7 separate regions of the Mus musculus genome follow, and all the other regions are linked to region 1. A link is a loop called in an ENCODE intact Hi-C map of the cell type or tissue named here. Cell type or tissue: left cerebral cortex. All regions are shown on one strand. Region 1 holds the start of Fndc3b (fibronectin type III domain containing 3B). Region 2 overlaps Fndc3b (fibronectin type III domain containing 3B). Region 3 overlaps Fndc3b (fibronectin type III domain containing 3B). Region 4 holds the start of Mir3092 (microRNA 3092). Region 5 has its middle 13 kb from the start of Gm42194. Region 6 overlaps Fndc3b (fibronectin type III domain containing 3B). Region 7 overlaps Fndc3b (fibronectin type III domain containing 3B).

Region 1 (4,000 bases):
GTGGAACACTATAATAGTAGATGCTGGTGGAATTATTCAGAATAACTAAGTAACAGAGGAGGGTAAATTATTTGATCTAATATCCCTGCTTCTAGAAATTTTTTTTTTTTAATTTGCGGGCAGTATGGCACAACCCCTTAATCTTTGACAGAGCCTATGCAGCAGGAATATAGTATATATTTAATTCATACACAATCGATAGCTAGTAGATCCTTTTGCATTTGACACATACAATCCAGATAAATGACAAGAAACAGTCTTTAGGGGCAACAAGATAGCTCAGTGTGTAAAGACACTTGCCCACCGTGTCTGACAACCAGAGTTGGAGTCCCAGAACCCGTGTAAGGTAGACAGGACTTTTAAGTTTCTAAAACTCACACAAAAACCATGGCATGTGTATACCTGAGGTCACACACACATTCATTTTTACAATAGAAATAAAGTATGCCCAAACTAAATATTAATAAAAACTAGAAGGAACTGTCTTTAGTCTTTCGAGTAAAGATGTCTAGCCGGAACTGAAAGGGACAATAGACATTTAAATTTTGGTATCATAAAATTTGCTTATGCAAAATGCTGTGGGAAGTTAAAAGAATAAAAAAAAAATCACTGAAAGATTCTTCTGGGAATTACAATTGGAAAAGGAAATATGTGTTATAAGTGAAAAATAACAAGTCAGCTTTAGTAATTACTGAGCAAATACTGCATTTGCAGTGATGATTCCAGAATCTCATTCAGAGTCTCCCAGTTCTCTTCAGCTCAGACAAGAGAAGCCCCGCTGTGTGTAGCCTGGCTTGGCTTATGGTAAAGGGAGGCCTCGCCGAGCTACCGCGAGCTTGCTCTTGTAGTTGCGCGTGTACTGGGAGGCTTACGGCAGTGGGCGGGGCCCGAATCCCCATGTGGTCCCGACATCATTGACATGGCGGAATCCCCCATCAAACCCTCCTGGTAGTTATTTGAGCAGCGGCGGCGGCCGGAGGAGGCGGCGGAGAGCAGCGGCGGGAGCGGCGCAGGGGACGGCGGGGATCCCGCGGGCGGCTGGCTGGGACGGCGTGGGCGACCCGGATTGCGGGCACCCGGAGCCCCGTTTCAGCCTGAGGGGAGGTAAGGCGTGCGGGAGCGGCGGCGGGCTGCCGGGGGACGTGCCACCCACAGTCGCTCTCGGGTCCCTGCGCTTCGGAGCCCGGCCGGACTCCGAGTCTGCACGAGTGCGCTCCCGGCCCCGGAGCACTCGGGGATGCCCGAGGAAAACTTGGCTGCCGAGTCCCGGTCGCGCCCCGACCGCTCGGCTGCCCGAAGCTCCCGGCCGGGTAGGGGGCGACCCCTCCAGCCCCCGCTCGCTCGGGAAGAAAGCGGAGGATGCGGGGCTCGCAGTTCCCCTCCTCCCCGGGCCGTCGCTCCGAGGAATCCGCTCCCCCGCCCAGATCCCCGCGGCAGGACCGCTGCCTGGGAGGGGGAGGGCGCGCGGCCAGGCCGAGGAATCTTCGACGTGTCACTTTGGGAGGCTGTAGATTTCCATATGGTGGAGGGAGGAGGGCGTGCGTGCGCGCAGAGCTGGGATTCGGGGCTGCCTTGGCCCCCTTGGGGGTGCCGGGCTGTGACCCGGGACCCGGGATGCTCGCGGGGAGGGTCCCTGGGCGACCGGTCGCCCCCGCCCCCGCCGGGGCCTCTTGGGGACACTCCCCGCCCGCCTCTGGCCACCTCTGCGCGCCACGTCCTCCCTCCCCGTCCTGCCCCCTGGGCTCCCCCCGGGCTGGGGGCGGGAACCGGCGGCCGCGGCTGGACTCGGCGAGCCAGGCGGCTGCAGGCTCGGGCGGGGGAGCGGGGCGCGGCGGGAAGCAGAGGACGACCCGGTGCGTGTGGGCCAGCGGAGCGCGGGTCAGTCGGTCAGGCTCGAGGGGCGCCCCTGCCGGGGGTGGGGCGGCCGGGAGACCCAGCGGGTGGAATCCGCGCCCCGAGGCGGCGGGCGGGCTGGGCGGGCCGCGGGGACCGTCTGGTTCGGATGGCAGGCAGGAACGAGCTGCCGTGGGAAGGGCCTGTCAGTCCTCGCGGAAAGCGGGGCCCGGGGCCCGGGGCCGTGACCGCCTAGCGTCCCCAGCGCCCGGCCTGGGGAGCCTGGGGGACTCTGCGAGCGTCCCGGGAGACCTGGCTGGGCCGCCGGGCGGCGCCGCTGGCCGGGCGCCTTCCCGGAGAGAACGGCTGGGGTTGGAGATTTTTCGAATCTCGGCTCCCACCCGGCGATCCCAGACGAAGGAAGCACTGGCATTTTATCCAGACAGTGCGGATTGCAGACTTCCTTAAAAGTTACAACTTTTTATTTTCTTTTCTCTCAGGCCCAGCGTTTTCTTTAAACAAAATGTAGAATTTGGCCGCGATGAGGCTGACGCTGGGGCCAAAAATGCACACGTTTATCTCCATCCCGGCTAGTCCCCCTCCCCCTCTTCCCTCCCAGGCTTAATCATATTTTGGAACTGGCGAGGGCTTTTGTTGGGTGGGCACCCTTGATTGCTTGTCTGTTTATTTTTTAATGTGCAACTAATTTGATTTGAATTTCCTCCAGTTTCCAGGCCTTACTAGGAGAAGCTAGGGGAGAGGGAATGTGCCATTTTTTTTTCTTTTTTTTATAAATGTGGCAAGAGGTGGGGCATTGGGAAAGGGGAGGCACCCTGGTTGTGGCAGAGAGTTAGTAGGAGCAGACAGACCCGGAAGAAAAGGAATCCATTCTGGAATAACATTCTTTTTTAAAACAACAACAAAACAGTACAAAAGAAAGTCAGGTTTTGAGCAAAATTTCACTGCTCTGTTCAGATTTGAGTGCGTGGCGCTCCCGCATCTCCAAGTATCGGCTGGGACCCTGGGAACTTGAGTTATGCCACACAGCGCATGCATGCATAGCAACTCTGACCTGGTTTTGTGACTGGTGTGGGGGCTGTTGGTTCGCTCCTCGTTGGAGGCTGACTGTGGATGCAGTAAAGACTGGGTTCAGTAAATTTCCTGGCTCCCTGGGAGCAGCTGTTGAAGAGGGTAAAGTCCCTGGACATGCTTCTGGCCAGGAGGGCCAACCGGAGTTCATGCTTACCGAGACGCGAGATACGCGGCAGCCTGGCTAAAAGTGAGGCCTCGTTGATTATTGTTTTAAAAAGTTGCTCTCTTAGTATTGTCCTTAAACTTGCATGTGCTTTTCAAGCATTTTATTTTGATGCTTATGAGAAAAAGCGTTTGTGTGACAAGATCGTGTTCCTTTAGCATCTGTTAGCACTGTCGAGATCTTGTAGGGTGGGGGCTGGTAGCATCTAATGACAGTATATACAGTTCCAGAAAGACATTTTGGTAATCTTTTAAGACCCTTTAAAAATAGCTGTGATCAGAGCCTGGGATGTTTGGAGGAGCCCGTCTTCTGTCTTCTGGGGCTTCTAAAGGAATGCAGAGCGTGAGCACCAGCACCTCTCCTGGTTGTTTGTTACACTGGCATTTGTGCCCGTTCTGCCCAACTCTTAAAATTCTCATGATCCACCCGGAAGGGTCACTCACACTTAATTGCTTGTAAGGAAAGTTTTTTTGGGCATTGTATTTTGAGACAGGCTTGGGCTGGCCTCTCCAAGCTTGACCTCCTGCCTCAGCCTCCTGGATGTTGGGTGACAGGTATGAACCACATGCCTGTTAGAGCTTGTACTAATAGTATATTCCTTCTTAGATAAACATGTTTTCTGCCTTTTATACATTACTCGATTAAGTTTTGAATATTTTGATTTCAGTTGTAGTAAATGTACGTTTTATAAACAAGGGCGTCTAAGTTCACAGAAATCAAGGTACCAGTAATTCAGAACATGGCTCAGTGGTTTCTCCAGGGATAGAATGGTTCTGTCTAGATTGTCCTCCTGTAGCCAGGAGGCACATGTAATCGAGCGTTTCAAATGTGGCTCCGTGACTCAAGAATTGTTGTTTGAATTTTCCTTTTTTCCAAATTATTTTAAACTTAAATTTGAAACATAGAACTTTT
Region 2 (4,000 bases), 240 kb after region 1:
AACCTACACCCTGGACATTCAGGAGGATGAGAACGTGAGTCCCACGGTGTGCACGCCTGCAGAGCATCCCGGCCTTACTAACTACCTCAACTCCCGGCCACTCTCCATTTCCATCAGGGCCATCATCCCTGGCCTTCCCAAACTCAGCAAATGAGTCATCCATTGACCCCAGATAGAATCAGCCAGCAAACCTTCCCGAGCCCTTCTTCAAAATTTCCCTGAAATCTAACCAACTTTGCCGTCCCTCCTCCGTGCCCCAGCACAATATCACCACTGTGTGCTGTGGTGTAATCCCTGCCACACAGTCACAGTTCGTGGTACCCACCAGCACCCTGGCAGGGGAGCCTCAGCTCTCCAGTGCCTTCCCACCCACCCACCCGGGCCTGTGTGCGTGGCTTTGTCACAGGCCTTGTTGCTTATACCGCTGTGCCCAGCCTCATGAACTTGCATGTCCTGTGCCCTCTGCAGGGAGGGCCTTGCAGATCCCTAACTCACTTTCCCTGGCTTCCTTCCATGTCCACTCTGGAAAGTCTCTGTCATGTAGAAGTGTCCTATAGTTTATGCTGGGCATGTGGCACTGGGCATTTGAAATGTGGCTGCTGACCTACAGAGCTGAGCTTTTAACTGATTAAGTTTGAATCCCGAGAGCCACATGTGGCCACCATACTTCATCAACCCGTGCTGCTGTGGCAGCCCCTCAGGAGCTCTGGCAGCCTGCCCGCACGCCTCCATACGCCTTCCCAGCCTCCAGTGCCACACTATGTGCCTCTGTCTGTGTTAGGGTTTTCTTTCTTAAACTGCCTCTTTAGCTGACACGTAAGAGCTTGTGGACCAGGCTCTGCACACCTTTTAGCAGGGGGCATTCTCTTGAGTCTGAAGGGAGCATGATGCTCAGAAGGATGAGGGAGAAGGAGGGAGGGAGGGAGGGAGGGAGGGAGGGAGGGAGGGAAGGAGGGAGGTGGGGGAGAATGCTATGGCTTGAGTTCGGTGTATTCACCTGTATTGGTAAGGGCTACCCTTACAGGAGTGTGTCCTTCCCGTCCAAGCCCTGCTTTCCACCTTACCCAGAAGGGGGCGCCATGAGCTCAGAAGCCTTGCCTGTCCACTGTTGCACCACCTCCCTGTTGGAATGTGTCAGCTTCGACTCAACAGGCTTTGCTTGTGACAGATCTAGTGTTAAATAAAATGTTCAAAGTGCTTCGACTTTGTTATAATAAGGCTGACCTGCAGTGTGACAAGTGACAGCTGCATTTAGCTCTGCATGCTACCCGTGGCACCGTGGGACCTGCACTCTCTCAGCAGTGGCTGCCAGACTTCTGGCTACTGCTCAGAAGACGAAGTCATAGCACAGAAACCCTGGACCCTTAGGAATCGAGGCCCCGACGTTATGATTCTGATGTTGTAGTTCCAATGTCTCTTTCTGGCTTTGCCTCTTCAGGATAGCCATTTCCACCCAAAATACACTGGAGAGGACCTAACCTGTACTGTGAAAAATCTCAAGCGAAGCACACAGTATAAATTCAGGGTGAGTCTTCTCTGTTTGTCTAACGTCACTTTGACACCTCTGCACTTACGTTTCAAGTGGAGTCTGCAGGCCAAAAGGGGGCAGAAATGGACAGCACTTTCAAAGTGCCACTGACCCTATCAAGCACCCACCAGATTTTAATTTGAAAATAGAGTTTCTGGGCAGGAACCCGTGTAAGAAGATGCTGTAGTGGGGTTGCCTTAGCCAGGGCCGATGCGCGGCTGAGAAAGCCCTGACCAGATGCCTGTGTCCCTGCACGCACTGGCACCCGCTCCTTTCCTGGGCTTTACACCACGTGTGTGGCTGGAAAGACCCTCGGATCTTTCCTCTCGTGTTTGTTTTTCTCTTCTCTATCCCATTCCTTCCACAATTTAGACTTCCTCAGTTTAGGCCACTGGTTCTCAGCCATCTTGATGCTGTGACCCTTTAATACCCACAACCATAAAATTATTCCCATTGCTACTTCATCACTGTAATTTTGCTCCTGCTATGCATTGTGATGTAAACATCTGCAGTTTCTAATGGTCTTAGGAGACCCCTGCAAAAGGGCCGTTCGACCTGCTGGGTTGAGGGACCTTTGCTTATAGACAGTCACCAGTAACATTGCAGTAGGGATTCATGTCACAGCTGCAGACTTGAAAGCTGCTGCTTTGCACTGTTCTCAGTGCCTTTCCGTCACAGCGTCCTATGTTGGTCATGTGCACGACACCCTATTTTCTTGCTTGCCCTGAGGATGCTCCGCCCTCCTTTCTCTAATTTTAGGCCTTAGTAATTTAATTTGGCATTTAGTCACTTTAGTATTTGTCAAATTATCAAGTGGAATGTTGTGACTGACTATTTGAGGAATATAATTGTGTCTTGGTATGCTAAAAATACTTAATCTTGGCTCCCAGAGCATAGCTGTACTACTGACATTGTACACAAGGTGGCACCATCTGCCTTTTCCATAAATAAAGTTCTGTCTAGTTTATCCCTGCGTTTTCTTCTCATCAAACAGAACAGAATAAATGGAAACTACTGATTTCATATACAATACCACTGCAGCCTCCTCCTCCTCCTCCTCCACCTCCTCCTCCTCCTCCTCCACCTCCTCCTCTTCCTCCTCCTCCTCCTCCTCTTCCTCTTCCTCCTCCTCCTCCTCCTCCTCCTCCACCTCCTCCTCTAGTGAAGCATGGTCCTACTCTCTTCCAGGAGTGCCTGGCACTGGCTGCATAGCCTAGAATGGTTCCAGACTCAGTCATCTTGCCTCAGCCACCCTGCTTGTACCACTACCCTGGGCTTATATTTTCTCTTGTAAGGATCTACAGATGTCTTTAGCTGAAACCTACCTTTTGGTTTTATTTTTAATTGTTAATAACCAAATTTAAGTAAAATAAGTAATCACAAACATTGAAATCAGCAGTCTCAAGACAAGTGACTGGGTCGATATGTGTCAGTCTGTCTGTCCATGTCTAACCTTGCAATGGTACAAAGTCCCAGGAGACTTCATAGCCCATAACCAACATGTGCTAATGTGTCCGTGTTTGCTCTGCAGCTGACTGCTTCCAACATGGAGGGGAAGAGCTGCCCAAGTGAAGTCCTGGTTTGTACAACCAGCCCCGACAGACCTGGCCCTCCAACCAGACCCCTCATTAAAGGACCTGTCACATCACATGGCTTCAGTGTCAAGTGGGGTATGTCTCCTGCCCTACTACTGCCGTGACAAACCAAACACAAGGGGAATATATCACCCGTGAGGGCTTCCTGCATTTATTAGACATTTGTGAGGGCTGGAGGGGCACTGAATGTTAATATATAGTCTCATGTTAGTGGACTTCTTACGTGAACAATTTTAAGAGGATCTCATTTATTTCATATTTTCTATGTTACATTTTTCTCCTTTATTTTAAATGCTTTGTTAACTTGAGTTTGAGGATTTATGATAATTCATTCCATCATGGCTTACCTTTTAAAAAATCAATGAAATTTAATATAAAATATTTCTAAATTGAGATTGGATTTCAAATCTAGATATGTAATCCTAAGTAGATTTTTTTTTAACATACAGAGTGTTTAAGTTGCAATAGAGTAGACTTTTGCTTTTGTGCTGTTTGGGGTGTCCCTGTCCGCCTCCCCCCTCACCCCCCACCCCCGTGAGTTCCACGGTTTTCACGTGGGCTGAGGTGACCTGGAGGACACTGACACTCAGCTCTGCAGAGCCGGTCATTTCAGGGAAACGCATGTCACTGTGCGACTGTAGCACTTGTAATCATGCGTAAGGCTGTTAGGACACGCGTGCTCTGCACTGGTGTCCTTTAAGAATATGTATGAACAGCAAGTGAAGGGCAGAAGCGAAAACATTAGAGTTGTAAGGTAATGTACCCAGGGCGCAGTTTAAAGCATTGTGCGTCGTTGGAGACCAAGCTCGAGCATGCTGTACTGAGGCATCAAAGAGCTCTGAGGTCGGCTTCCCTGGAGGACAAGGATAGGTAGGAG
Region 3 (4,000 bases), 120 kb after region 1:
AGGGAAGAGGACACCTACTGAACGTTGGGCCCCAGACTATGCAGTGCAAGGGCTTCTCCTCAGAAACATTTCCAAGCTGCTCTTTGAAGTGACTTCCTCAGGACTCGGCGGCCCCGTGTATCGTGGGTGGTAGAGGGACTATTACAGGGAAATGGTTAATTATTCTTTTTATCTGTTGTGTCTTGGTTTTGTTTGCAGCTTGGGCTCTGTTCTCTGTTGCTGAAAGGCAAATTATTAGAAGGGGGCCATTGATAGCACGGTGTCCAAGGAAGCTCAGCCTTGGAAAGGCACTGTAGCTGCAGCAGTAAAGAGCACCTTCATTCTCTTCTTTTAACCAATATTTAGTTTATTGAATTTCTTCAGTCAGTGAGGAAAAGCTGTGGTAGTCTTTATTGTCCTACTTTTGCCTTGTGGCTTAACATTAATACCATACCGACCAGAGACGGTTTGCCTTCTAGTGTATGGGTTTGAAAAGGTTTGCCTTCGTATCCCACTCTTCTGCAGAGTTAGTTCATGCAGGTGCCCTCCAGAACCCTGGGATCAAGGTGAACAGAGGATGTGAAGGCATTAAGTAAGTCGAGCCATCCATTTGAGGGGACAGTGAGGGGGTCAGTGGGTAACGTGCCTGCTGCCGGTACCGGAAGGAGAGACCTAACTTCTGCAATATATCCTTGAACCTTCATGCATGCACCATTATATATGCAAGCAAGGGTGTGTGTGCATGCAGACACATGAAATAAATTATAAAAACAAGAGCCGGGCGTGGTGGTGCACGCCTTTAATCCCAGCATTCAGGAGGCAGAGGCAGGCAGATTTCTGAGTTCGAGGCCAGCCTGGTCTACAGAGTGAGTTCCAGGACAGCCAGGGCTATAGAGAAACCCTGTCTCGAAAAAACAACAACCTCAAAAAGAAATATATATATATGAATAAAAACAAGGAAAGGCCTGTATTAAATGCAAAATGTTCCTTTCAGGTTTATATTTATTTGTTTTCAAGACAGGATGTCACTCTACAGCCCTGGTTGGCCTGGAACTTGCTGTGCAGACCAGGATGGCTTTGAACTCAGAGATCTGCCTGCCTTTCTTTTCTAGTTCTGGGATTAAAGGTATGATCCCAAAATGTTCCATTCACTGGAGCACTAGCTCTCCTGTTGCATACCGTTACACACACACACACACACACACGCGCGCGCGCGTGCGCGCGCGCACGCTTACTCTTCATTTTCAAGAACTGAAACAGGTAATTGTACTCGCTTGGCATGGCTTACTGTCTGTGCACATGGCCAAGTGGCCTCTGGAGTTTTGCAGTCTTCATGACACATCTGTTGTCAACCTGGCCAGACCTACCCTTACTTCTTTACAAATGGAAGCATTTCCGTTTCACTCTTTCCTCTTCTTATCCGTGTATTTGTAGGGATTCACTCTTTGGAGTTAGTTTGGCCACAGGCAGGGGAAATGGGTACTGTAGTAATTATGACCCCCTTGTTCCTATCATGGTCATGTGATCTGTCTAGCTGGCCACAACCTTTGCCAGATGTGGGCCATGGATGTCAGGTTCGTGCTGAGGGTACAGGTTCTGGTCCCTGCACATACCCTCTGAAGCAGGTGCTCTGGAAACATGGCTCTGGCCATCTGTGGGTCAGTGACCACCTGTGTGGTCCTGGACCTCACTACAGCTTTAAAACGTAAGAATTTTGCCTACATGTGACCTTTACAACGATTCCTGCAGGCAGGGATTCTGCCAAGTGCATATAACCAGACATCTCAACGTAGTGCGATAGGATTACCTACTGTATCCGCTCATGGAACAAATATGCACACATTTGTCATACCCAAGGCATGATGTCAGTTACTCTGCAAGGAGTATATCTGAGGAGGCAGGTCTTGGCAGCGATGGTATGTAAGGATTCAGGAGGTGTCGAGGAGAGCTGGCACGTTTGATCTTACTGTGCTTTAAAAGAGGCGAGCACATTGGCTGAGCAAGCAGGGCCATGGAGACCCTCTCGATGCTTAGCTCTAAAGTATGCCTGAATTTCCACAGGCAGTCGTGAAGCTGGCATGCCTTTCTGGTCCATTGCTCATCAGTAGGAGGATCTTCAAGATGTAGCTTCAATGTCTCAAAGTGTGAGAGAAATTGGCATTTGGAGCCTGTGGTTCAGGTCAGGCAAATATAATAGAGGAGAGCATGAGTGTGTGTATACAGGTGGCGTCTGCTCTCGAACTGCAAGGAAGCTACTTTTCTTAGCAACAATAATGTCACGTTGATCTTGAATCTTGTCCAGCAATAAGCCCTGAAAATAAGATTTGAAGTGATACAGGCAGAAGAATAGATACATTTTCCTTTCAAACAAACAAACAAACAAACAAACAAACAAACAAACCAACCTTGAATTTTCCCCAGGACCAAGCGGAGTGCTGATTTACATTCTGAGGAAAGCTGTCTAGTGTTGCACAGTTCCCTTTCAGAAGAAGGAAGAGGGCCATATGAAGGCCTCAGGTGGGAAAACAGAGCAGGCAGGAGTGCAGCTCTCTGGTAAACTGCATGGCTAGTATGTTCAAAACACATCCAATCAAGCAAAAGGCAGGAGAAACAGGCTTGTTGTCCAGTGAGTGAGTGGGTTTCCTTGAGCAGCCTCAAAGTGTTTTCACTTGGTACTTCGTAAAGCAAGGTTGTATATGTGTCTGTTCTTTACACAGGGGTGGGATGCAGTGAGCTGCTGACTTTTAAAGCATCTTGGGATAGGTATATTCACGCAGGGATTCAGTATAGAGTTGCGTTCTCTGTCTCTGTCTCTGTCTCTCTCTCTCTCTGTGTGTGTGTGTGTTTGAGTGCTTAAATATATGCATCTAGTGTATGTGACCTCAACTATCAGGTACTTTCTACTTTTTTATTTATAGCTGAGTCTTTCATTGGACCAGAACTTTGTCACTTAGGCTGGTGTGGTGGTTTAAATAAAATGGACCCACAGGTTTATATGTTTAAATGCTTAGGGGGTGGCACTATTTGAAAGGATTAGGAAGGGTGGTCTTGTTGGAGGACTTGAGCCACTGGGGGTAGGCTCTGAGATTTCAAAGGCCCACTTCAGGCCATTGACTCTGTCTTCCTGCTTCATATGGATGCAGAGGTAGAACTCTTAGCTACCATGTTTGCCTGTGTGCTCCTTGCCATGAGGATAAAGACCTAAACCTCTGAAACCACAAGTCAGCCCTAATTAAATGCTTTCTTTAATAAGAATAACTATGGTCATGGTGTCTTTTCATAGCAATATGATACCGACTAAGACAGCTGGCAAGCCAGCAATCCCATGAATCTGCTGCCCTGTACCCCACTCTCATGGTTCTAGGGTTGCAGGTTTACAGTTCCCCACCTGGCTTGGTTGTGGGTGCTAAGGACTGAACCTGGGCCCTTGTGTTTGTGCCTTGTCGACAGAGGCAGACCCAGACCCAGCACAGACTTGATTTTGTGACTTGAGTGTAGAGCCTCAGGGACCCAAGAGAGAGAATTCCTTCCCTAGCAGGATAGGCAACAACCACAGAAGGCGGGTCCCTGAAGAGAGCAAATCAAGGAGCTGATACTGTTGTAGAAAGGACAGAGAATGCAGGAGTGAAGAAGACCACCAGGCTGATGACTGCCTTTGGGCTTTTAAAAGCAACCACTGGAGAGCCGTGGTGAGTCAGCCTGGCCAGGTGTGCAGGCGGCACCTGGGATGTTTGTTAAGACACCAAGAGGCCACCCCTGGTCAGGAAGCTCTTGTGTCCTCTTGGGTTTGATGACAGATGTTCACAGATGGTGCCTCATTCCTCACCCAAGGTATCAGCCATGGAAGGGCGGTGGCTGCCATGTTCTCCACACTTCTGCTGGCAGCCTTCTAGCATGGTCTTGGCTTTGGCATAGTAATTGGTCCAGTAGCGCTCTCATTGTGGCCATGCACAAACCTAAGAACGCGCTATGGGCAGGGGAATCCAGTGTGGGATTTGAGTGGCTTTCTCCTCTCGAGATT
Region 4 (4,000 bases), 130 kb after region 1:
GTTAGTCCCAGTGCTTGGGAGGCAGAGGCAGGTGGATCGCTGAGTTCAAGGACAACCTGCTTTATAGACAGAGTTCCAGGACAACTAAGACTACACAAAGAAACCCTGTGTCAACACACATATGCACACGAATATGCACACACATACACACACCCACAAGAGGATAGTGTGACCATGTAGCAGTCCCCCCAAAGCTGTGGAGAACAGAGACAGGGCTTCCCTGAGACCTGCCAGCTGCCAGCCTAGTCCAGGCCTAGTAAAATTCTCTGCTCAAAGGAATTGGGTGGAGAGTGGTGTAGGGGGATACCCAACTTCCTTCTCTGATTTACCAATGCACATAAACTTGTGCATGTACATACATGGGTGTATACACTTTCTCTCTCTCTCTCTCTCTCCCTCTCTCTCTCTCTCTCTGTCTCTGTCTCTGTCTCTCTCTCTCTCTCTCTCTCTCTCTCTCTCTCATACATACTCATGCACGAATGGACACACACACACACACACACTTCAGACACTCTGGGGTGCTGTGACTATTCTGTTAGTTGGTGTCTGCATGCTTTCCAGGAGGGTGGGTGAGAAGCTAATGGACTTTGTTCCTTGGAAGGTGTGCGATTTCATCCCAGGCAAAGTTACCTTAGCTCTTCATTCTCCACAAGGTTCTGTCAAGTTTAAAATGTCTACGCAACCCACGATGTTTTCATTTATAACAGGCTGGAGAAAGAATCTGCTAATTTTTTTCCCTTCTAGGTAGACTTCAAAAATTGTCCTGACCTCTTCCCACCCTTTATCTTCCCTGGACCACGCCTGGTAGTTGGAAATTGATTAGTGACAAGCCATCTGCATAGACATGGAACACACTCTCTCCTGCAAAAGGACCTCTCCTTTGAAAAGCCCTTTGTGTGTTTTAAACAGCATTTTAAAGTTGAGTTCTGTTGAGGAAGCTAGAGATAGTCAGGGCTGCAAAACTTACATACCTGTGTTCAAGTATTTAGAAATTTAGATGCTTTGCAGAGATCTGTGTCTTTTATTTTTAATTGAGATTTGAAAAGGAGTGTATTCATTTTATAAACAGAACCTGATTCCTGGTGCTTTCCAGTAATCCCATTAACCTTCTACTTAGAATATGCTTATGCTAGCTATGAGAAAACTCAACTATTGTTATGTAATGAACGAATAGAGTCTATTGACCTGCCTTTGAGAATTTAGTTGTTTACAAAGACAGACAACCCATCTGGTAAATTTTCTGCTTGTTTTATTTATAAGGAAATAGTTGTGCTGTGTGAGTTTTGTGGGAATCCCTTGTCTTTGCTTCTCAGAGATCCAGGGTATAAGTGTGTATGCTGCTGTTCTGACATGCAGGCCTTTCGTGTCACCTGGGAACTCAGATGTTAAAAGATAAGTGGTGGGGAGAGGGAGAGGAGAGAGGTAAGAGAATGGCTGTAGTTTTTACGTGTATCTCAGAAGAAAGACTGGAAGCTGGGGCGGGGGTGGGGAGGGGGTAAGGGTGGCTTGTAGGACTGGCATGCTTTTAACATTCTTGAAATTACTTCACTGTGTCTGTCCTTCCCTTGGCAGAAGGGCTGTGATCTCTCCTGCAGAGCTGAGTCAATTTGCTCTGTTTGCTTGCTTGCTTGTTTGTTTGTTTACAGAAACTGCAAGAAGTTGAGTCTGTGTCCCTTCCTCTGTTTCACTTTAATCAAAATAAGTCTGAGACCGAAGTGCGTTTCTCTTCACCATCCTGATGATTTAAAAAAAAAAAAAAAAAAAAAAAAAAACCAAAAAAACAAAACTCCAGATTTGGGGTCTGAGCTGTTCGATGACATCCTTGCAAAAGCATCTCAAATAGTCATCTTTTTGGTTCAGTTCAAAATTTAAAGATTTATGGGTAGGATACATGTGGGGTGACCTCACAGGAAACTGTCCCCAGACGCCTTGGCTGCCCTGATAGCCCTGCAAAGGCCTGGCAAAACTGTAAGAGGCTGGACCTGAGGGGAAAATGCCTTTCTCCCAGTTTCCTGATCTTTGTGTCTGGGAATGGGGCTGTTTCCCCTCCTGTCCTGCAATCTTATTCCAGCCCAAGGCTGAGAGGACAGGGGAGAGTGAGGAGTCCAGCGTCCTCCTTTGTACAGAGCTGCTTCCACGGGGAAGGTGGAGTGAGGCTGAGGTCCAAGAGTTTCCATTTCTGCGGCTTCCCCTACCCTGTCCTCTCTTGCACTTCCTATGAGTCACCATGGAGATGTCATCTCTTCCCAACCAGCACCTCACTGTGGCTTCTTAGTGTCTTCCTTCTTACCCAGAGTGGATTAAGTAACCCAGCTTCTGTGACTTGAGCTTCCAAACTAAGGATGATCCGACTTACTGTACCACCGCAGGGAGAGGAACTGTGAAACCCTGGTCTTGCGGCTTAGGGTGTTTGGGTGTGACCCTTACCACTCCATGCAGAGAGCCCTTCCAGGTCATCGGGAACATTCTCCCGGCCTGCATGTGGAGCTGGTGTCAGCTGTAACGGACACAAACTCAGCAATAAGAGGAACGCAGGCCTGAAATGTTGTTCCCATGTCTCAAGAAAGCATCAGCTTTGAAGTTGTTCTATGTTCCTGGTTTATAACGTCAGAAATTTCTCCTTTTGAAAATAATCAGTATTGGAATTCTATTTTACATTTTCCTAGACAGGGTCTTATTCTATGTTCAGAGTATCCCTGCCTCAGAGCCCTCTGGTACTGGGATTATAGACGTGAACTCCACTCCTGGCTAGAACACACTTGAAAAGAAAACATACATATATATATATATATATATATATATATATATATATATATATATATATATATATAATACTTTAAGAAATGGAAATGTGTTACATTAAAAATGTGGCCTCTTTATTTGTATCCAGCACTGATAATATGCAGACAGTAAAGTAATTGCTTTGTTTACATATACATTGACTATTTGTGTTTGCCACTGTTTGAGTGGGACAGTCATAGGTTACAGAAGTGATTGAATATATGACTCGATAGTGTGGCTCAGCTCTCTCATGTGTGTCAGAATACAAACAACAGTGATCCTTAGTAAAAATATAAGACCTTGTTATTTTTATAACTCATAGATTAACACTGATGAGTTTTGGCCTGAAGATAAATCCAGATATGCTTGACCAAACCCTCTATATGTATTACCATTAAGTAGACCTCACCGGGCGTGGGGGGACTCACCTTTAATTCCAGGACTTTCGAGGCAATGGCAGGCAGATCTCAGTGAGTTCCAGACTAGCCTGGTCTATATAGTGAATTCTAGGACAGCCCGGACTACATAGAGAGACCCTATCTCAAAATCCAAACCAATCCAAACCAAACCAAACAAACAAAATAAAATTAGAACTCAACCTGAAGAATATACATCGAGTCCTACCTAACAGCTTATTTTTATTAAATTTTTCACCACGCACTTCATTTTATGTTTCTATACATGCACAGGGTTGCATGTGCTGTGGTACACACACAGAGGTCGGCTCTCTCCTTCCAACATGGGGTTCTTAGGGATTGATCCCAGGCCATCATTCTTGGCAACAGCGCCCTTTACCCACTGGGCCATCTCAACAGCCTCCTATTTTTATTTGAAGCAGCATTTGATGCAGAGTAGCCCAGCACAGTCCTCCTTGCTTGTTCCTATGTAGAGTGGTGAGGCTGAAGTTGGGGTCGGTGAGTTTCCAGTCCAGGGCTCTACACTGAGCACGCTGTAGATGGTTTGCTCTCGGTCATTCATTCTAGATCCCGGGTATCAGGACATGCTTAGTGTGGGGGTCTTCACACGCCTCCTTCCACCGAGGCACTTTTAATACAGCGTGTCCCTTTGCCTTTGCTCATGGCTCTATTGTGTGCACCCCTGTTTCCTTGCTGCATGTTCTCCTTACCTGCTGGAAGAAGGGACTTAGGAATGAGTGCTCATGCAGAACAGGGAAGCCGAACACACTTGCTCGGCTTTACAACCGGGGAACTCTGCATTT
Region 5 (4,000 bases), 55 kb before region 1:
TACATGTTCCATACATGCTCCATAGCCTTCAAATTAGAGCCAGGAGCCAGGAGACAAGTATTCGGGTTCAATTCACAGTGGCCCACCTTAATCATTAATGATTAAGCTTCCTTAATCAGGTGTGCCTAGTTCTGCAACATAATTGTGTGTTCTAAAACTTCTAAATATGGATTGCCTTTTTTGGGCCTAGTGAAAACAGAATATTCAGGACTTGGAAAGAGAAGAAAATCTTAATGAAAACAAAACAAAACTTCAATGAAATAACTAAGGGCCTTTGCACTCCAACTTGGCATTAGAAAACAGTATACGGAATAATCAAAGGGGTTAAAGGAGACAGAACACACCAGTCAGTGCTCAAACGTGTATTTACATTTATTGAATGAGAGAAATCAGAATAAATCACCCTGGGAAGGAAGCTAGGCTGAGAGCCAGCCTAATGGCAAAGTGACAAAGAGACGGGCATGGGACAGGGCAGGAGTGTCCCAGCTCACACTCCTACAAAGAGAATGAACAAAGCCAGTGTCACGTGTGGCGACAGCCACTCTGGAGAACCCTGATCAATTCCTGCACACAAAGGAGGTGGAGAAAGGAAGGGAAACCAGGTTCTGTTGGGAAAACTAGCTTCTCTTTTCTCCTCCGTCTTGAATGTTACTGGGACTCCACCAGGAGTCTTCCCTGTGGCTCCCTCTTCTTCAAGCAGAGGCCACTCACATAGCATCTAGTTGTGTTGAAGTCAATCAGATTCTAAGTCCACAGCAAGGCCAAAGTAGCTTGTTTGTCCACACCAGGGCAGAATGAAGGAAGTTCTCACTCTGCACAGGCACAGCAATGTGTCATATCATATTGCCAAGAGCTTGCATCATTTCTAAACTTTCCGGAAGCCTGGATGGGCGAGAGGTCATCTGTGTTTATTTTGCGAAGTTTGGCCTACCAGGAAATGTGTGGGTACAAGAGATATTTCGGGCCCCTGAGACTCTAACTTAAGACACTTAAATCTGGCAGCTTGTGCTATAAGCTTGAGCCTCTAAGTAGGTCTTTGAAAGAGTGGCAAATTGCAAAGAATGAGAGGTTTCTTGGCTGCACGAACCAAGCCACGTATAAAACCCTGTTGCCAAACAGAGACTAGAACCAGATGGCAAGTCTGAAAACACACAGCACGTATTGACTCTTCTATAAAATACTCATTACTGCCTAATCCAGCAATAGTCATTTCTAGAAGAACTGCATAAACGCTCATGAATCCATTTTAATTAAGGTTGTAAATTGACCTTACCAAAAAGAAAAAAATCTTTGAACAGAATTTTTCATGTCAAGTTGCTTTAAGAATATAATGAAATTTCTCCATCATAGGAGAAAAAGGATGCATCTGAAAGATGCAATTTTCATCATGTTGAAAGCATATGTAGTTGTTAGCTGTCCACCAGCAGGCTTTCTCCAGCCTCTGACAGACAGTTAAGGCTATTTTGGTCTTTGTGTCATTAGTAATCTAGCAGGTGACTAGAGTCTTTACCTAGAAAAAAATGGTCTTTCCATGTGGGACTGACAAAGAAAATTCTACACACACACACACACACACACACACACACACACACACACACATATCCAGACCAAATACCAATCACATAAGTAAAGGGTATGGAAAACTTAAGCTAGAGAGGATGCCCATAGCCAGTGCCGAGGGCTGGACAGATGCAAAGGACACTTCTACCCACAAAGGCACAGGATTGATTCAAACACCACCGTTCTTGCCCACTGCGGTTACTAGGACTAGCTCAGGAGATCCTAAAAGTAGAGCGGCATTTTCATCTCCCTAGCAGACAACACTCCTGTTGCACTATTCCAGGGAAGACCATTCTGGAAGCCTCCAATGAGGCGTTAGGGCCACGCGGACAGGCGGGAAGTCAGAAGACTACCTTGAATTGAGAGATGTGCATGCATCAACTACAAACTTTTATCCCTTTCCTGCCTGGGCTTGGATCCAGCTACTTCTAGAAAGTTCTTCCTCAGACACAGATGCACACCACTCCCTAGTTCACGTATCTAAGAGCAAGGACCCTCCGCTGTTGTCCTCATGACTGGCAAGCTCTGCCTCCACCATGAAGACTTCCCTGGTGGAACCAGGCTGCTATTTACAGCAGAAAAAGGCTGAATACTTAGGCCTAACCCCTGACCCCATCATTTTGCTGTTTGACGTTTCTAATACTCCAGAAACTACATGGTTCCTTCTCAAAACTTTACCTCAAGCTGTACAGCCTTCCATCTGGCTCAGTTCCTCAAGGCAATTTCTTCTTGTGACTTGCCCCTCCTTGCATATTGGAGTTGAAAACCCATCTTTCCTATCTGCTTTTAATATAATCCTGACTCACAAATGTACTGCCTCTTCTTAAGAAGTATTTTAAATCTTGGAATCTTTGTGTGTGGGAATGTGCATCCTTGCCAAGCCCGTATTCTTATGTTGCTGGGTAAAGATGCATCTTAATGGCTCACTGTGCATCCTTCCCTCTCTCTCTCTCTCTCTCTCTCTCTCTCTCTCTCTCTCTCTCTCTCTCTCTCTCTCTCTCCCTTCCTCCCTCCCTCCCTCCCTCCCTCCCTCCCCCCTCTCGCTGTGTGTACAGGTGTGCAAGTGTGCATGGAGGTCATAAATCAATCTCAGACATCATTCCTTATTTTTCTTCCTGAGACAGGCCTCCCATCGGCCTGGAGCTTGCTGACTTGGCTAGGCTGGCAGTCAGTAAACCCAGTGATCTGCCTGTCTGCATCTCTACCGTGCAGGTGCTACAACTATGCACCGCTATTCCTGGCTTCCAGACAGGAATCTTGGGGACCAACCTCAGTTCTTCAACCAAGCAGGCTCCAGAGACTGCAAGGGTCCTGAAACTGCCACAAAATAGAGAAGAGGCTTCCAATCTAGAAACATTCTCAATAAAAAAGAAATCAAAAGTAAGCCTCTAGTGCCTGTGTCAAACTCCATTGCTAGTCATTGTCAACCCTCCAACCAACTAGCATAAAACAGCAAATGAGCAAATGACAATATAATATTAATAATAAATATTTTTTTAAAAATGGGTCATTCAAAATACTATTCAAAGAGTGGTTGAAAAGAGTCACCTCTCAGGTAAAGTGCCTTCTACGTAAGTGGAAACCCTGAGCTCAGATCCCTAGTGTGGTAGTGTGAGTGATGGAACAGCCGGCAGAGACAGGTAGATCCTATAAGCCAGTGGGCCGGCCAGCCTAGCCAAATCAATGAGCTTCAGATTCAGTGTAATACCCCACCTCGAAAAATAAAGGAAGAGATCAATTGTCTTAGTTATCTCTGTGTTGCTGTGGGAAAAAAAACCCAAAAAAAAACAAAACAAAAACAAAACAAATTAAAAAAAAAAAGTTTGACAAAAGCAACGTACAGGAGAAAGGGTCACTCGGACTCACAGGTTGAGTCTGTCAGGTCAGTACGGAGATGTCAAAGTGACAGGAACTTAAGGCAGCTGGTCAGATCAAATTCTCAAACAGGAACAGACAGCCATGAATTCATGGTACAGTACAGTTCCCTGACTCTCTACACATAATCCCAAGGTTCCAAGGGAATGGTGCCACCCACAGTGGGCATGTCTTTCCATTTCATTTAGCCCAGTCAAGACAATCTATCCAGACAAGTCCAGAGGCTAAATAAACCTAGGAAATCTCTCTCAGGTGTGCCCGGTGACTTTTCTCTTGCCAGATTGTAGATTCTATGGGGTCAATAATTAACACTAAACAGAATAGCTATTTGTGAAAGACCCAGATGTCAACTTGTGGCTTCCACACATGCACAGACTGCCACGTGCACTTGCATCCACATGCACTCGTAAACACACATACCAGCAAGCACATACATGTGCATACACACATATGCAGGTAAAATTATTAAGAGTCACTCTTAAGCATATGCTGAACATGCAAAACGATGTGAGTTGGCTTGTGGGAAAGCAGGGGAACCTCTTTGGGCTTAATGTGCTCCCAGGGA
Region 6 (4,000 bases), 230 kb after region 1:
TCCCTGCCTGTTTCAGGTAGCCACGCCTCCCGTGGGAAATGAGTAGCTAGTGTTCCTGGGGCTGAAAGGTGTGCTATGTCTGTTCCCTGCATGCAGCCACAAACCACCCCACCCTCCATCTTGACTTGGAAAAGTTACTGTGCCTGTGAGGGTAAAGCGGGGCCTGGCACTGGAAACTATAAATCTACCCAGATGTGCAGTGTCCCCAGCTCCCCCTCATAGGCCTCAGCTATTATATAGCTTGCTGAACACATCTCAAGCCAGTATTTATCTTTGATGTTGCCTAGAGTCTGCCAGTCCTGGAACAACGTCTAAATATAGATGCATGAGCAGACTAAACCATAGCATAGAACCTGGCAAAAGTTCATTTGGCCAGTGTAGCCTTGTTTCTTTTGGTTTTCAATTGAATTTTTATCACATTAAACTATACTGCTGCAGGAAGTGCCCAGCTCAGTGACTTGGTCCGTGTCTGCACTCCATAGCCATGGTCTACCGTAGGTGACACTCTACAATCAACTTCATGTAACTTACTTAGCAGGCAGTAACCACCCTGGAAAGTGCAGGGAGAACAGTGGGAAGAGAGAAAGGATGCAAACATGGCCAGAGAGAGAGTTCGTTCACCGTGGGGTCTGGCACCTTTAGCTTAGCCATTTGTGAATGTGTGTGTTCATGTGGGTGTGTGTGTGGAGTCAGGTGTCATTCCTCGGGCACCGTGCGCCTTCTTGTTTTGTTCTGTTTTGTGTTTTTGAGACAGGTAGGCCAGGCAGCCCCGGGAACCTGTATGGTTGCATCCCCAGCTCTGGGATCGCAAGCGTGTGCCACCTCACCGTTTTCCTGTGTGGACTCCGAGACACAGCTTTAGATCCCCTGCTTCTATGGAGAGCATTTGCCAGCTCAGCCATCCACCCCCGTTCCCCTGAGCCAAGAATGAAGATGTTGTGGAAAATAAACAAGGGGGCATTGCTAATCTATTAATTTCAAGGCAATTGAAAATGCCAGCCAGCTTCAGTGGTCGGTGCCAGTTTGGTTGGACATCTCTTCCAGCACTGGTGGTGCCAAGCTAATTGGGAATGTTAGCCAGAGCATCGCAGCCCCCACGGTGTACAGAGTTCCTCTGGCAGGCAAACGCAAGCCTGAGTTAATTGGGATGCTCGTGAATGATGTGTGTAGAATTAGCCCAGAAGTGCTCAGTTCCTGGAGCAGAAACCAGCCCTTGTAGAAAGTCCATCTTCCCACGTCCCGAGGACAGCTGCCCTGAGGATAGTCAGTAGAGGAAGAGCCACTGGAGAAAGCTTTTCTTACTGTTTGCCATCTTTCTATTACATTCTTTGTCAAATTAACACAAACAGAAACATGCTGTTTTTAAGCCCATTTTAAAGTTTAAAAATTAGTCAGGTCCTATAAACAGAATCAAGTACTTTTTTGTGCCCCTCCCTACCCACTTTCAAGCAGGCTGCGCCTTCGGTCAATTGGCTTTTCTCCTGGATCTCTTTCCCTTTGTGTCCTCTCAGAGAACTAGAAGCCTGCCTAGGGGTGGAGGTCCTGGGGAAAGCTGTTTTATACATGCTCAAACCTTGGAATGGCATGCAAAAAAGTCTCAGCCCAGGGACTGGGAATGTAACTCAGAGGTACAGTGCTTCTCTATCTTGTGTAGGCCTCTGGGTTCCATCCTCAGTATGAGAGAGAGAGAGAGAGAGAGAGAGAGAGAGAGAGAGAGAGAGAGAGAGAGAGAGAGAGAGAGAGAGAGAGAGAGAGAGAGAGAGAGAGAAAGAAAGAGAGAAAGAGAGAAAGAAAGAGAGACCAACCCCAAGAGCAATTTTTTTGCTTGGTCTAAATTGCAGTTCTGTAAAGTGAAATAACTACATTGCCCCCAAGAGGCAGTGTGGATTAATCGCTGTTGTCTAGATGTTTGACTATGACTTTAGCAACTGCAGTAAGTACTTTTTGAAAGCCATTTGAAAGGTCCTTTACTTTATCAGATGGCTTTGAAAGGACATGCCCATAGCTTAGGGCACATAAAAGTGGAACCTTTTGTTTAAGCGCTTGGTCAATGAGGCTCACGGTCTTCTGCAGGCCTCTGTCTCTGTCATGCAGGATGTACAACAGAAGTTGGCTAAAGTTAAGAGAAGAGACATACAGAGTATGGAACTGTAGAACACGATACACAGTAATGGCTTTCAATCACCACATTTTTAACATGGTTACTTTTGAGAGACCCATGTGTGTTACAAGATGGCCTCAGCTTGGCTTGGTAGAGTGGCTTGTGTTTGAACTGCTGATCCTACTGCCTTGCCTCCGTGTACAGGGATCACAGGTGTGGGCAAGCACCCTGTTTGTGTAGCACTGGGCATCAGACCCAGGTCTGTTATACACCTAGTCACATACTTTCATGGACCCTATTGCAGGGATTAGTTCAGCTTGGGAACAGCCGGTCAGCACTGTGAATCCTGAGGGTCAGTTGTGAGGGATCATTGATCCAGTGGGAGTCCTGAGGCAGTTCTGTTGTCTGCTGGAGAGGTCTCTGGTGGCTTGGAGATTTCTCAGGGCATGGCATGCTCAGAGCGGTCATGATCATGGCAAAGCGAATGCCCGAGCATAGAGGCAGACAGTGTGTCGGGAGTGCAGAAGCCCGTGTGTCACTCCTGTATGAGGTTCTGGGAGACAGTCACCTATGTGCATTTAAGGCCTGGAGCTGGAGAGTGACTATTTTTTCACAGATAGGAATGAAAGAATTCCATGTCCACCGTCGCTCCCTGTGCCCTAGGCTTCTCTTGTCTGCCTTGAGTCTTGATAAACCACAGTGTTTAGACCCTGTGCCCCCAGGCTGTTAGATACTAGAGCTCGGACTTTTCCACACAAAAGGCTTTTTCTACTCTTGCTTTTCTGTTGTGTGTTCAGGTGAGAAGGAAGAGCAAGAAGTATCAGAGAGCCCAAGAGGCAGGGAAGGGCACCCCATGCTGACACATGAGAGACCGGGAGGGAGGGAGGGCAGGCTACAGTAAGAAGGCAGGACCCAGATGTGATCCTCAGCACAGCTCAGCAAGCTGGAGGGCCGGAACTGTGCGTGGGCGCCATACCTGGGTGCCTGGATGCCCTGCTCGGGCTTCTTCTCAGTCCCCAGGAGGACAGCCCTGATCTCCTCTCTGCCTTGGTCTGCCGCCCCTGAGAAGCAAGACTGCCCTGCACCCCTCAGGTTGCTCACCACAGCTCAACCAAGAGGGGAGGGTGGCTGTTGGTTAGTTTGTCTGTGTTGTTGTTTTTAATTTGGAGGAAGAATAAATTACTTTTCTAAAGGTATAAACTTTTATAATAACCAACTTTAACTTTCAGCTATAGATTAGAAAGAAGTTTAAATAGGCAGAAAGGGTAAGAAAAAAAATGTAGTGCGGTGCTTAAGATCTTTTGCATGTATGATTTATCCCCAAATTTCACTTTAAGATCAACTGTATAGTAAGGCAGCTGTACTCTTTGGGGGAAATGGTCTCTGTTCCTAGAGTGACCATTACCCCTTAAAAGTATTTGTAGGAGTAGGTCCTGCTCCGCCATGAGCTCCAGTCTCTCACCCCCACCTTTCCATGCTTGGACCATTTGATAGGCCATCAAAAGATTTCACACAAGAGAAAAAAGTCTTTGAATGAAAGAAAGCATTCAGGCTCGACAGGCTTCATATTAAAGAGGTATTAGAAAGAAGAAGAAGAAAACAGACATTCAGCAAAGCTACTGCAGTTCCAAAAGGAGCCACCAGCTGAGACGCAGCAAGTTGGCCTAGTGACCAAATTCAGGGACATGAATCCTGTGGGGCAGCCCACCCCGCCCGCCTGGCCTCCACTTGGCTGGAGTGCCGAAGAGGCGGAGTCAGTAGTGTTAAAAAGCACAGTAAAACAACAACAACAACAACAAAACACAATAAGTAACATTTGTAAAAGACCCCCCCCCCCAAAGTATATAGAAAGTTTGGGGAATGTTTATAAATCAAATACTATTTTATGTTGACAGAGGC
Region 7 (4,000 bases), 140 kb after region 1:
TCTTTTGCTCATGTTCCCCTCTGATTTCCTTATGGGATATCTGTTGATGTTCTTCAAATGCAACACCACCAGCGCCCCTGCTCTTAAAAGCAACTGACGAGGGCAGGGCAGGCCTTGAGACGCTGCGAGTGGGCTCTCTTCTTCTCTAGCTGCCATCCTAGCTGCCATCCCAGGCGACGGGCACAGAGCTCCCCAGTCATTCCTCGTCTGTTAGGATACGGATGGATATCGGGATGTCTCCCATCACCTCCTTGTCCTTTTAGGTCTTTAGAAATGAGTCTTTGGCTCTAGTGCAGTTGTGAATAGATGTGCATGGTTTCTAGGAAAGCATTGGGACCCATTGAATTGTGCCTTTGGGAACAAAGGCACTTTGTTTAAAAAGATTGTCCCAAGCTGGAGCTGGAGCTGAAAAGGGGCCCACGTCGTCTCCCGCTTTCTCCTGCGAAGTCTTCGGGAAGCTGATGTTTGCTGAGTGCGCGGCTGTACTCGCTGTCCAAACAGCTCTCTGTTTGCCAACCGGGAACATATTGCTGCCTCTGTGAGGCACTCCATCATGCCTTGAATGGATCCTCTTGTGTTCAGCTTTTCTGACTCAAAGAGGGAGAGAGAAATATTTCTTTCAGGCCTCGACATTCACTGTAGCATCCAGGGTCTCATCAGGCCCTTAGAAGCCAAACATGCCACAGAAAGCACTTCTTAAAGGGAGCGAGAAAGGAGTAGAGAGAAGGGAAGAAAGGAAGAGACAGCTCCATTGAAAAGCCTTTCTTCTAGCCCCCTGTAACCAGCTTTTGTAAATAAACAGGCTCTTTTGGCAAATAGAATTGTGAGAATACTCCCCATTTCTCTGAAGCAGAAATAAAACTTCCTGCAAGGAACTTCCAAGGGATGGTAGGGTTTTTTTCTGCTCACAATTTTCAAGCACACCCTAAGGTACAGTGGTACCCCACGGCAGCATGGAATACACTCATGATGTCCTGCTGAGAAGGTGACAGTTTTCATCACACCTGAGTTTCTCAAGCTGTGGAGGTTAGCTGACGTGAGGGAGTTCCTGTTGCTCTGTAAACTTGCCGTTACATTTTGGAGTTCTAAACTTACATTATACAAAACAGAGAAGATAAAATTTCTGCTGTTACAGTCTGTACTGAAGTCTGTAGTAACTGTATCTTCTGGTAAAGTCTAGTATTTGCTTATATAAACTGAGATCTTGATTTCTGGGAAAATGTAGCCTCCCCTGATGGTTAGCGATCGTTCTGTGCTTTATAGTTTGGGAAATCTTTGTTGAGTGTGGAGGGAGCCACTGTCCCTTTTATAGACTATGTCTGGAAGCATGCAACAAGATGCTGGCTTACTTTGATCTGAATAGGCTACTAAGTACTTGCTATATGCCAGGCAAGCCTTGCTTGGTACTGTGGAGAAGACACAGAGGGCTTTCTGTGGTTGGCTGCCAGATACAAATGGTTTTACGAGTGGAAGGGGAGATTCTCATTCAGCAATAAAACATACTGTCTGGTCTTCATCAGTGAGTCCTCACTGTTGATGAGCGCAGCTGCTATAAACGAGTTCCTGGCTTACTCAGTAGCTGCAGTGTTTACTGCTTTGCTGGTCTGTGTCTTACTCCTTATGTAGTACTACCTGTGCCTGGAAATGGGCAGTTCCAAAGCCTTAACGGCTTGCATCTGGACTGCACTAGTTAGACTAGGAGAGTAAAGGTCAGCTCTGCCTCTGGTGCCATGATGACGGCAACCAGCTTGCTGGTCCAGCAAGCTGAGCATCTATGAGGCCCTCTTGTGAGCGTTTGATGCATACCCACTCTTTTCTCTTAACCAGTACCAATCTTGTGAGATTGATACTGCAGGTGGGATAGTCCTCATCCGAAATGCCCGGAACCAGAAGTGGTTTTGGGATATCTGAGGGTTAAATGTCTGTATACACTGGCACACACATTTTTAAGTTTGGAACATTTTAGATTTCAGAACACTTTGGATTAAGTATGCTTAACCTATATCAATTTCTTCATTTTAGGGGGAGACTGAGGCAAAGAGATAGGTTTAGTAACATGCCCAGGACCACATAACTTATAACTGGTGGAGTTTGAGGTTATAATTCATAGGGGTGTGGTCTTGTCACCTCTGCTGCAGCTATGCAGTGGGGGGCTGGCCAGTGGAAAAGACTGACATTACTCTTCCCAGGACCTTGTTCATCTTCTCTTAATTTTTGGAGTGTGTATTACATCAGCAGTATGTAGAAGTGTATATTGATACCGAAAATCCAACATTTATGAAGGTTAAGATAATTTTAAATACTGTATTTAGTAGGTGAAACAATCTGTTTCTATTATGGAATAAATTTAGTGCTTTATTCATTTCTTGTCTTTTTGTTATAAACTGATTGAATTGTGTTGTGATCTGATAAGTAAAGCTGGCCATTTTGCTCAGAACTAATTGGGAATTTGATTTTGAACCACAAATATATTAATAATTATAAAGTATCTGAGTAAATAAGGATATATATATTCATATATACACATATATGAATAGTAAATTCAATGTATAAATCATACACATAGAATGAGAATAGAATATATGTATAAGGCCTTGTCTTTGTTCGTGTGTGTGTGTGTGTGTGTGTGTGTGTAAGAGAGAGAGAGGAGAGAGAGAGAAAGGAGAGAGAGAGCGCACATTTTCTAATTGTTTTTACTACTGTGTGGCCATATGACTATTGGATAGTGTGATTAGCTCTTTTCAACACTTTGGTGCTAGTCAGGCCTATTGAAGGCTCCTGGGGGAAACTCATTTCCTAGAATTATTTGTACCTAATCTATCCAGAGGTATCAGCCTCTTTTGCCGAGTAGTTGTGGTAAGAGAAGCAGTTGTGTGTATTTTCAGGATTATGAAAAAGCTATTCAGGGATTCAGCTTTCAATTTCAAGAGTAATGAGACTGCCAGCTTGTTTAGGAACACAGTGCCTGGCTTTCATAAATTCTAGATGTTCCAAGGAAAGTTAAAAAAAAAAAGCCCTTAGTTTCAGAACACTGTATATTAAAGTTAACTGAAGTGAAACCCATGACAGGATATGGCAACACTGAGTCCAAAGTATCTGAGCTTCAAGTTCAGTAAGGAAAGGTGTAGGGTATCCTTGTTTAATCGCTTCTGGTTGCCTTGAAATTTGTAATAGAAAATGAACATAGTTTCTAATGTGGTATACCTAGTGCTGAACCTGAAGACAGCTCCTCACTGGTTTGTTAATGGGGCTTAGATATCTGTCTCTGTCTGTCTGTCTGTCTGTCTCAATATCTGCCTATCTATCTATCTATCTATCTATCTATCTATCTATCTATCTATCTAATGTGTATGAATGTTTTGTGTCTGTCTATCTGTCTGTGCTCCATATACATGTTTGGTACCTGTGGAAGTTAGAAGAGGTTGTGGGATCTCATGGTTATGAGCCATCATGGGAGTACTGGAATCTGAATCCAGGTCCTCTTCAAGAGCAGCAAATGCCCTTAACTGCTGAACCATCTCTCTAGCACCTATTATTGAGGATTTTGTGACTGTCTACAGAACCTTTGGATGCTCCACCAGTCTGTAATGGCCCCATGGATTATAGGATAGGGATTTTGTCCTTCCCAGTCTCTCCCCACCCCCCCAAAAAATAGGCACTGTATTTCAAGAATTCTAAATGACATACTTCTAGTCCTAGTCTGGCATCTTTCAAATTGGTGTGTGTGAGCACACACTATAATTAATTATACAGCTAGGCAGCATCTGTTCTTTTAATTTTAAGTGGGATTTTTTTTTCCTTATTGATATACTGGAAGATGGCAAATAGACTGGGCTGTAGGTCAAGTACCACCTGCAGGTTAAGTCAATGGACCACATGGGCAAAGATGACTTCCTATGTTTGGATGATGAGTTCTTTCTTTCTTTCTTTCTTTCTTTCTTTCTTTCTTTCTTTCTTTCTTTCTTTCTTTCTTTCTTTCTTCCTTCCTTCCTTCCTTCCT

Evidence for each region. A loop is a pair of places that touch in the nucleus more often than their neighbours do. Peaks named below come from ENCODE experiments on the same cell type or tissue, not always from the same donor. Only the 100,000 strongest peaks of a DNase experiment are listed, where the experiment ranks them.
Region 2: it touches region 1 in a loop (3-fold over the local background); 11 of 42 quality-filtered maps call a loop at or near these places.
Region 3: a loop joins it to region 1, with 2.0 times the contacts of the local background. A loop is called at or near these places in 5 of 42 quality-filtered maps.
Region 4: it touches region 1 in a loop (2.8-fold over the local background); 10 of 42 quality-filtered maps call a loop at or near these places.
Region 5: a loop joins it to region 1, with 2.0 times the contacts of the local background. A loop is called at or near these places in 4 of 42 quality-filtered maps.
Region 6: it touches region 1 in a loop (4-fold over the local background); 12 of 42 quality-filtered maps call a loop at or near these places.
Region 7: it touches region 1 in a loop (4-fold over the local background); 11 of 42 quality-filtered maps call a loop at or near these places.

Annotation. Positions count from the first base shown.
Region 1 is chr3:27,708,224-27,712,223 of GRCm38, reverse strand. Fndc3b (fibronectin type III domain containing 3B) reads left to right here and starts at 1,772. Exons shown (of 26, transcript NM_173182.3): 1 at 1,772-1,878. In left cerebral cortex, CTCF peaks have their summits at 972, 2,145 and 3,452; DNase peaks (open chromatin) are centred at 1,436, 1,821, 2,202, 2,871 and 1 more place; H3K4me3 peaks cover 2,837 bases; H3K27ac peaks cover 1,556 bases.
Region 2 is chr3:27,464,900-27,468,899 of GRCm38, reverse strand. It overlaps Fndc3b (fibronectin type III domain containing 3B), which reads left to right. Exons shown (of 26, transcript NM_173182.3): 13 at 1-34; 14 at 1,439-1,525; 15 at 3,060-3,198. Among named protein-coding and RNA genes, the nearest start is that of Gm32738, 16 kb to the left of the region's middle. In left cerebral cortex, CTCF peaks have their summits at 1,064 (motif pointing right) and 2,431 (motif pointing right); DNase peaks (open chromatin) are centred at 1,123 and 2,426.
Region 3 is chr3:27,588,881-27,592,880 of GRCm38, reverse strand. The region is part of intron 3 of Fndc3b (fibronectin type III domain containing 3B); the gene reads left to right. Among named protein-coding and RNA genes, the nearest start is that of Mir3092, 5.9 kb to the right of the region's middle. In left cerebral cortex, no CTCF peak of the experiment used is centred here; a DNase peak (open chromatin) is centred at 1,903.
Region 4 is chr3:27,582,965-27,586,964 of GRCm38, reverse strand. The region is part of intron 3 of Fndc3b (fibronectin type III domain containing 3B); the gene reads left to right. It overlaps Mir3092 (microRNA 3092), which reads left to right and starts at 1,970; the gene lies at 1,970-2,065. In left cerebral cortex, no CTCF peak of the experiment used is centred here; a DNase peak (open chromatin) is centred at 2,270.
Region 5 is chr3:27,763,092-27,767,091 of GRCm38, reverse strand. No RefSeq gene overlaps it. Among named protein-coding and RNA genes, the nearest start is that of Gm42194, 13 kb to the left of the region's middle. In left cerebral cortex, no CTCF peak of the experiment used is centred here; DNase peaks (open chromatin) are centred at 1,036, 1,909 and 2,345.
Region 6 is chr3:27,475,819-27,479,818 of GRCm38, reverse strand. The region is part of intron 11 of Fndc3b (fibronectin type III domain containing 3B); the gene reads left to right. Among named protein-coding and RNA genes, the nearest start is that of Gm32738, 4.7 kb to the left of the region's middle. In left cerebral cortex, CTCF peaks have their summits at 1,887, 3,533 and 3,733; DNase peaks (open chromatin) are centred at 203, 1,068 and 1,900.
Region 7 is chr3:27,570,187-27,574,186 of GRCm38, reverse strand. All of the region lies in intron 3 of Fndc3b (fibronectin type III domain containing 3B), which reads left to right. Among named protein-coding and RNA genes, the nearest start is that of Mir3092, 13 kb to the left of the region's middle. In left cerebral cortex, a CTCF peak has its summit at 1,793; DNase peaks (open chromatin) are centred at 489 and 1,766.